2 separate regions of the Mus musculus genome follow, and region 2 is linked to region 1. The links are chromatin loops, found by intact Hi-C in ENCODE. Cell type or tissue: heart. All regions are shown on one strand. Links, peaks and the distances in the headings refer to the core of each region. The heading gives the core; the rest is flanking DNA. Region 1 overlaps Tmem131 (transmembrane protein 131). Region 2 overlaps Tmem131 (transmembrane protein 131).

Region 1 (2,914 bases), core at 219-2,718:
ACCACTCCTGGCTACCTTGTCCACTCAGTGACTAGACTAATGTAGAATGAAGGGCTTGGCTCTCCCAGGCACTAACACAGGCGGTCATAGTCTATAGTATCTGACGGTTACTGTCAGGTTGTTAAGATGAGCTTCAATGACTGCTGTACTCTAGTGTACTCTGTCCTTTCCCACAGCTGGTGCTCCTCCAAGTCTTTGTCCTAAATACACCTCATCTGTCTGCTACTCTTGGCCCTGCCCCTGCTCTTTCTCAGATGTCACCTCTGCTACCTCTCACTGTTCCCCAACTCCTTCTCCTTCTGTGACTTACTTTATAATCACAGCACATTTTATAAGAGTCTCTGCCTTTACCACATCTGCCCAGTACTAGAGTAAGTGCCATGGGCTCATTATTTACTGTGTTCACTACGGTGCCTGTGCTGTGCCTGGCATAGCATAGACAATAATATTTGTCATTTGAATAGTTGCCTTTCCCTTTTGGTCAGCCTAAGTGAAATGTTCCATGGGGGTTAACCTGAGCCTGGGCTCCATAGCTGAGCATTGTCTGGGTCATGGCTCTATCCCTTACTAGTGGGATAGGGAAATTTCAGCTCCCTGTGTGCATCTCTATGTGTAGTCCATGGTCTACTGAAGGGCTGTGCTAAAAGTCATCCAGAACTCATTCTGGATGCATGTACACAGGAAAGCAGATCTACGCATGCCACTTCAAGGGGTGGTTAGCATTGCTCGCATCAAAATTAGACTGACTGTTCTCCAGAGATAAGAGAGCTGTAACTATGAAAATGCTAGTTTACAACGCAACTAAAGCTTTTTTCCCCCCTTTGAAACAGGTATTTGGTGTTGGGGTTCCAAATCCGTATCGATTAAGGCCATTTCTTGGGGCCAGAGTCCCCGTAAACAGCAGCTTTTCACCCATAATAAACATACACAATCCTCACAGTGAGCCTTTACAGGTGAGTTTCTGTCCTTTTCCAGAGGGTAAGTTTAATCTTCATTTTGGTGGGAATTAGTGCCTAGCAAGAAATCTCAAGTCTGTCACAGTTGCCAAGACTATGTTAGAAAAAGTCCTAGGGTTTTCTAGGTGGGCTCAAGAGATGTGGGGCAGTCCACACTGTTTGCGTGTTACCCATTTTCCTCAGTCTTTGTTGTGACCTAGTTATCTTCACTTTGAATTAATTTCTCTACTCCTTTCCCAGTTATTCCTTGTTTGTTTGCTAAAGGTGGGGCATCATGCAGGCCTGGCACTTGCTGGACAGACGTGCTGCTGCTCAGCTGTGCCCAGCTGTGCCAAATGGCAGGTCACAGTACTCAGTGAGATAGAGCTCTAGCCAGCCTGCAGAGCGTGGCCTTCAGCATACACAGAGGAGAGCAAGCAAGCAGAAAACCTTTTCTGCTTATCTTGGAGTTTAGATGTCCTACTGCTTTGTTCTCTCTTACTCCTTCCTGGGAGACTTTATGATAAAACAAGTATCACAGTTCCCCTACTTACTACTACTTTGCCCCAAATTTACTAAAGTTAAATCAATGTATCTATTCTTTGTTAGCACTAAAGTTCTCTGCTATTAAAGTTTCCCACCATCTTGCCCACTCTCTTCCTTAATGTTTACCTAAAAGAAAAGAAGGCAGGTGTCCATAACAAGTGTCCTCAGTCAGTACCTACTGCAGCTTCATGTCACCCAACACTAGACATCACCAGTATGTTAGTGTAAGAAACTGTGATGTGAGACCAGGCAAGTTGGCACACACTTCTAATCTCAGTACTTGGATTGTTGAGTCCAGACAACCTGTAGCAAGGCCATGTTGCAGATGAATAAAACAAAGCAAAGCAACCATAAAGAGAGAAAAGAAATGAATTATTAATAGAACCTGGTGAATCTCAAGGTAATTACATTGAAAGAAAAAAACAAAACAAGCCAGATATAGTACATACTATTTACTCTGTGTGTAGAAAACTCTAGAAGAGGGGCTGGGAAGGTGGCTCTGTAGATAAGAATGCTTGTTTTTCCAACATGAGGTCCTGAGTTCTAATCCCCAGCACCCACTGAAAGACTTTGGCATGGTAGAATTTACCTGTAATCCCAGCACTGGGGACATAAGGTCAAGCCGATTCTGACAGCTCACTAAGCAGCCAAATCTGAAAGAGCAGCAAGCTCCCAGCTCAGTGAGAAACTATCTCACAGCAATATGGCAACACAGGAAAATGCCCAGAGTCAAAGGAATATGCACTGCCTGAGAAGAGGGGGGGCGGAGAGAATTTTGGAGCACTGGCTATATTTAATATCTACATTGCAGGGATGGCTTCATGCCTGTATACAAAGGTCAGCAATTCCCGGGTTATACTTGAATACTTGTCATTTATTGTACACCAGAGATATTAATTTAAAAAAACATTGTAGGCACAAGCTTCAAAACCAAATATCTTTGTATTTCTGTTTTAACTGAAACATAGTTAAGTGCACATATTTATGGACCACTCTGACATTTCAGTACATGTCTACAGGAGAAAATGAGTTCTGGGCAGTTGGCTTACCCATCACTTCCTATTCCTGTGTATTAAAAACACTCGACATCTTCTGTGATCTTTGAAATGGCCACTAACTGTTGTCAACTGTAGTTCCCTTCATCCCATAGACCGTGAGACTTTGCTCCAGTCCAGCCTTGCAGAGTTGTTGCACATTAGCCACTCTCTCTCTCCAGCCCTCCTGTAGAGACCTTTTTTGGTATGTGTGCTATTGGGTTCAAACCCAGAGCTTTGCACATGCTAGGCATATACACTCTCAACTCAGAAACCAAGTGCTTTGATCTTTATTAGAATTGTACATGTATCTCAGAGTGTTTAATCTTCTCATGGCACTGTTATTGGATCCACCACTAGATCTAGCTATATGTAAAATTGATATGTACGTATACATTT
Region 2 (2,914 bases), core at 199-2,698, 75 kb before region 1:
GGCCCCTGCTGTTCTTGGTCAGAATCTTCCTTTTCACTGGGTTTTCTTCTCAGAGCCTGCTCTTCTCCTAAGTTGTTTTTGCGTGGCCCTTCTTTCTGTACTCATTAAAGTTTTAAGATCTGGCTAAAAGAACCACAGGGCGGAGGTCCTGGGCAACTGCCATCGACTCCTAACTCATCTCAACTCAGAATCACACTTAGATCATGTATTCATAGCAGGCAGAGGACAGAAAATATGGCAGCTTTTTAGGTTAGCCTAGGCGAAGACTAGTTTATACACTGGAGAATTTCTTTCATACTGTTTAGAAGCAGTTTTAAATAATCTACGCTGTTTGGGAGGTTAGTGGAGTTGTGCCAGTCTTTCTGGTTTGTTGTTGTTGTTGTTGTTTTAATTAATTTATTTTTTAAGACAGGCTCTCACTGTCTTGACTGTCTTGGACTCACTATGTAGACCAGGCCTGCCTGGGCCTCCTGGGTGCTGGGATTAAGGTGTGTGTTATACAACGCCTGCCAGTTGTGCCAGTCTTGACCCAGCATTCCCATTGTCCACTACATGCTCAGCAGAGGGTTCCATGGCCATCCCTGACAGGAGTACTTGGTAGGTTGTAGCTCTCTCCTGTGTCCCAGCTCCCTCATGTATGTAGATGAGGACCCAGGTCTGGCCAAGAGCCAGTGTTTTCCCTAGTTTTCTTTGATAGGAGCTAATAGCAAAAGGTAAACTTACTATCAGTTAACCACCCCAAACCCAAAACTGAAAATTCAGAATGCTCCTAATTTTGAGGGCTTATATGCTGCCACAAGTGGAAAACTTTATACCCGATTTCATCTGAGAGGTCACAGGCAAACCTAGGTACATAGCTGGGGTGCGGCTCAGAGATGGAGCACGTGGCTCCCTCACTCATGTTAGAGCTTGTGCTCAGCGCTGTAAACCACAGGCACCGAATGCATGCCCACTCAGAATACTCTCTGAAATTTCCTTCAGGCCATGTGTATTCCTATATGTAAAATGTAATTTTTTTGTTTGTTTGTTTAGACTTGGGTCTCATCCCTAAAAGCATTCCAGAATCTGAAAAAAAAAAAATCTGAAATCTAAAACAGTCTTTCTGTTTGTAATTGTTTGCAGTATGTGACACTCAGTTTGTACTTGGTAGTTTATTCCTGACTTAGGAATTTCTACCCTTCTTCCCAGGGAATTAAGCTAGTGTATACTCTTTACCCAGCAGCACAGAGAGCACATAGTAGGTGCTGCTAGACATTTGTGTTCGTGTTAATTTCTTCTGGTTTGCTGTGAAGGTGGAGATAAGGAAAAGACTCTACAGTGGAATTGACTTAGAAGGACATGTGTCTGCTGTATATTAAAAAGCTTAGTGGATAAAAGTGGACCTATTCTTAGCTACATGGGATTCTTGTTTTCCTCAGTAACATTTATTCGACTATTTTAAGGAAATCATGGAAAATATTGACTTCCTTCCTAATGGTGTCCCCTGAGGCTTCCTGCACTGCCACTGAGCTTGCTCCACACGAGTGGTATGTGACTCTGGACCTAGCTTCAGAAATGGGAAATGACTTGAGCAACAATTGCAAGGAAGTAGAGGTCAGAGGTCAGCATTGAGAAAACTCAGCGGAAGAGTAGAATGTTGTAGCCGTTTCCCACATTCCTTAGCAGTGTTTTGGGCATTGAAGCTCTTTTAATTGAGAAAGGAAACGAGGTCTTTGATTGGCAGCTGGGTGATGGGGCTGTGCGGTGGAGGTGCAGGGAGGCTTCTGTCTACAGAGAAACTTCCAGGAATGAACACTGGATTTGCAAGTTTCTTAGAAGTAGATTGGACTATCAGAATGTTCCTATACGCAGGCTACTTTGAGCTTGTGGGGAGAGAAATGGATTTTGGGGAAACATTCTAATTTAAAAAAATGTTTTATTCTTTCAGATGTTACTTCAATCCTATGCAAATATTTTGAACTTTAAGAGTAATGTACCACATGTACTTGCATAGGTCTAGAACTTGTAAGAATGTGGTATAGCATTAGCATTACCTGGTATTCATTCATTCATTTATTTTTATGTATAGTCCCAGCTGGCCTTGGAATTTGTGATCCTCCTGCCTCAACCTCACAGGTTCTGGTGTTAGAGGCATGTACTACCAACCACTCCTAATTCGTTTTTCTGATTCCAAACTAATGTTCTAGTAAGTATAGTTTCATTGTGTTTCCTTTCCTTTCTTCCTTCCTCTTTTCTTTGTGTGTGTATGTGTGCGTGTGTGCGTGCGTGCTTGAGTGCGCATGTGTGTGTGTATTGGAGTCTGAACTCAGTCTCCATACATTTTACTCATGCTCTCCCACCATGCTTCCCTCCAACCCTTCAGTAATATAAAGCTGACTAGGTACTGGGATCTTAGGGTAGAAAAGCCGTTGAAATACATACAGCACATAAGAGATCGTGAACAGACCAAAAGTAAGGGGCAGCTGTGTTTGTCTTCAGAGTGTGAAGGCTGTGGCAGGGGTGTTAAGAGCTGCCCTCTGTGCTGGGCGGTAGTCGTATATGCCTTTAATCCCAGCACTCGGGAGGCAGAGGCAGGCAGATTTATGAGTTGGAGGCCAGTCTGGTCTACAGAGTGAGTTCCAGGACAGCCAGGGCTACACAGAGAAACCCTGTCTCAAAAAAAAAAAAAAAAAACAAAAACAAAACAAAAAAAGAGCTGCCTTCTGAGGGACCTTAGCACATCATTTTATGCATGAGACCTTCTTCTAGGGGAAAAATAGTATGTTGACTGAGTTTTATGGATTGCATCCCACCAAACTCCCTCCGCTTATTTGCTTCATAGGAATACTTATTGTGCAGTAAGCTTCACCAGTTTTAAGTATTCTCAGATTAATTTTAAAAACGTGCAGCTGTGGAAACAGGAACGTTCATTGTC

What was found. Peaks named below come from ENCODE experiments on the same cell type or tissue, not always from the same donor. Only the 100,000 strongest peaks of a DNase experiment are listed, where the experiment ranks them.
Region 2: a loop joins it to region 1, with 2.1 times the contacts of the local background. A loop is called at or near these places in 5 of 42 quality-filtered maps.

The regions. Positions count from the first base shown.
Region 1 is chr1:36,838,428-36,841,341 of GRCm38, reverse strand. It overlaps Tmem131 (transmembrane protein 131), which reads left to right. Exons shown (of 41, transcript NM_018872.2): 7 at 831-953. Among named protein-coding and RNA genes, the nearest start is that of Zap70, 78 kb to the right of the region's middle. In heart, for the core only: no CTCF peak of the experiment used is centred there; a DNase peak (open chromatin) is centred at 1,291.
Region 2 is chr1:36,913,340-36,916,253 of GRCm38, reverse strand. The region is part of intron 1 of Tmem131 (transmembrane protein 131); the gene reads left to right. Among named protein-coding and RNA genes, the nearest start is that of Tmem131, 25 kb to the left of the region's middle. In heart, for the core only: a CTCF peak has its summit at 1,539; a DNase peak (open chromatin) is centred at 1,533; H3K27ac peaks cover 288 bases.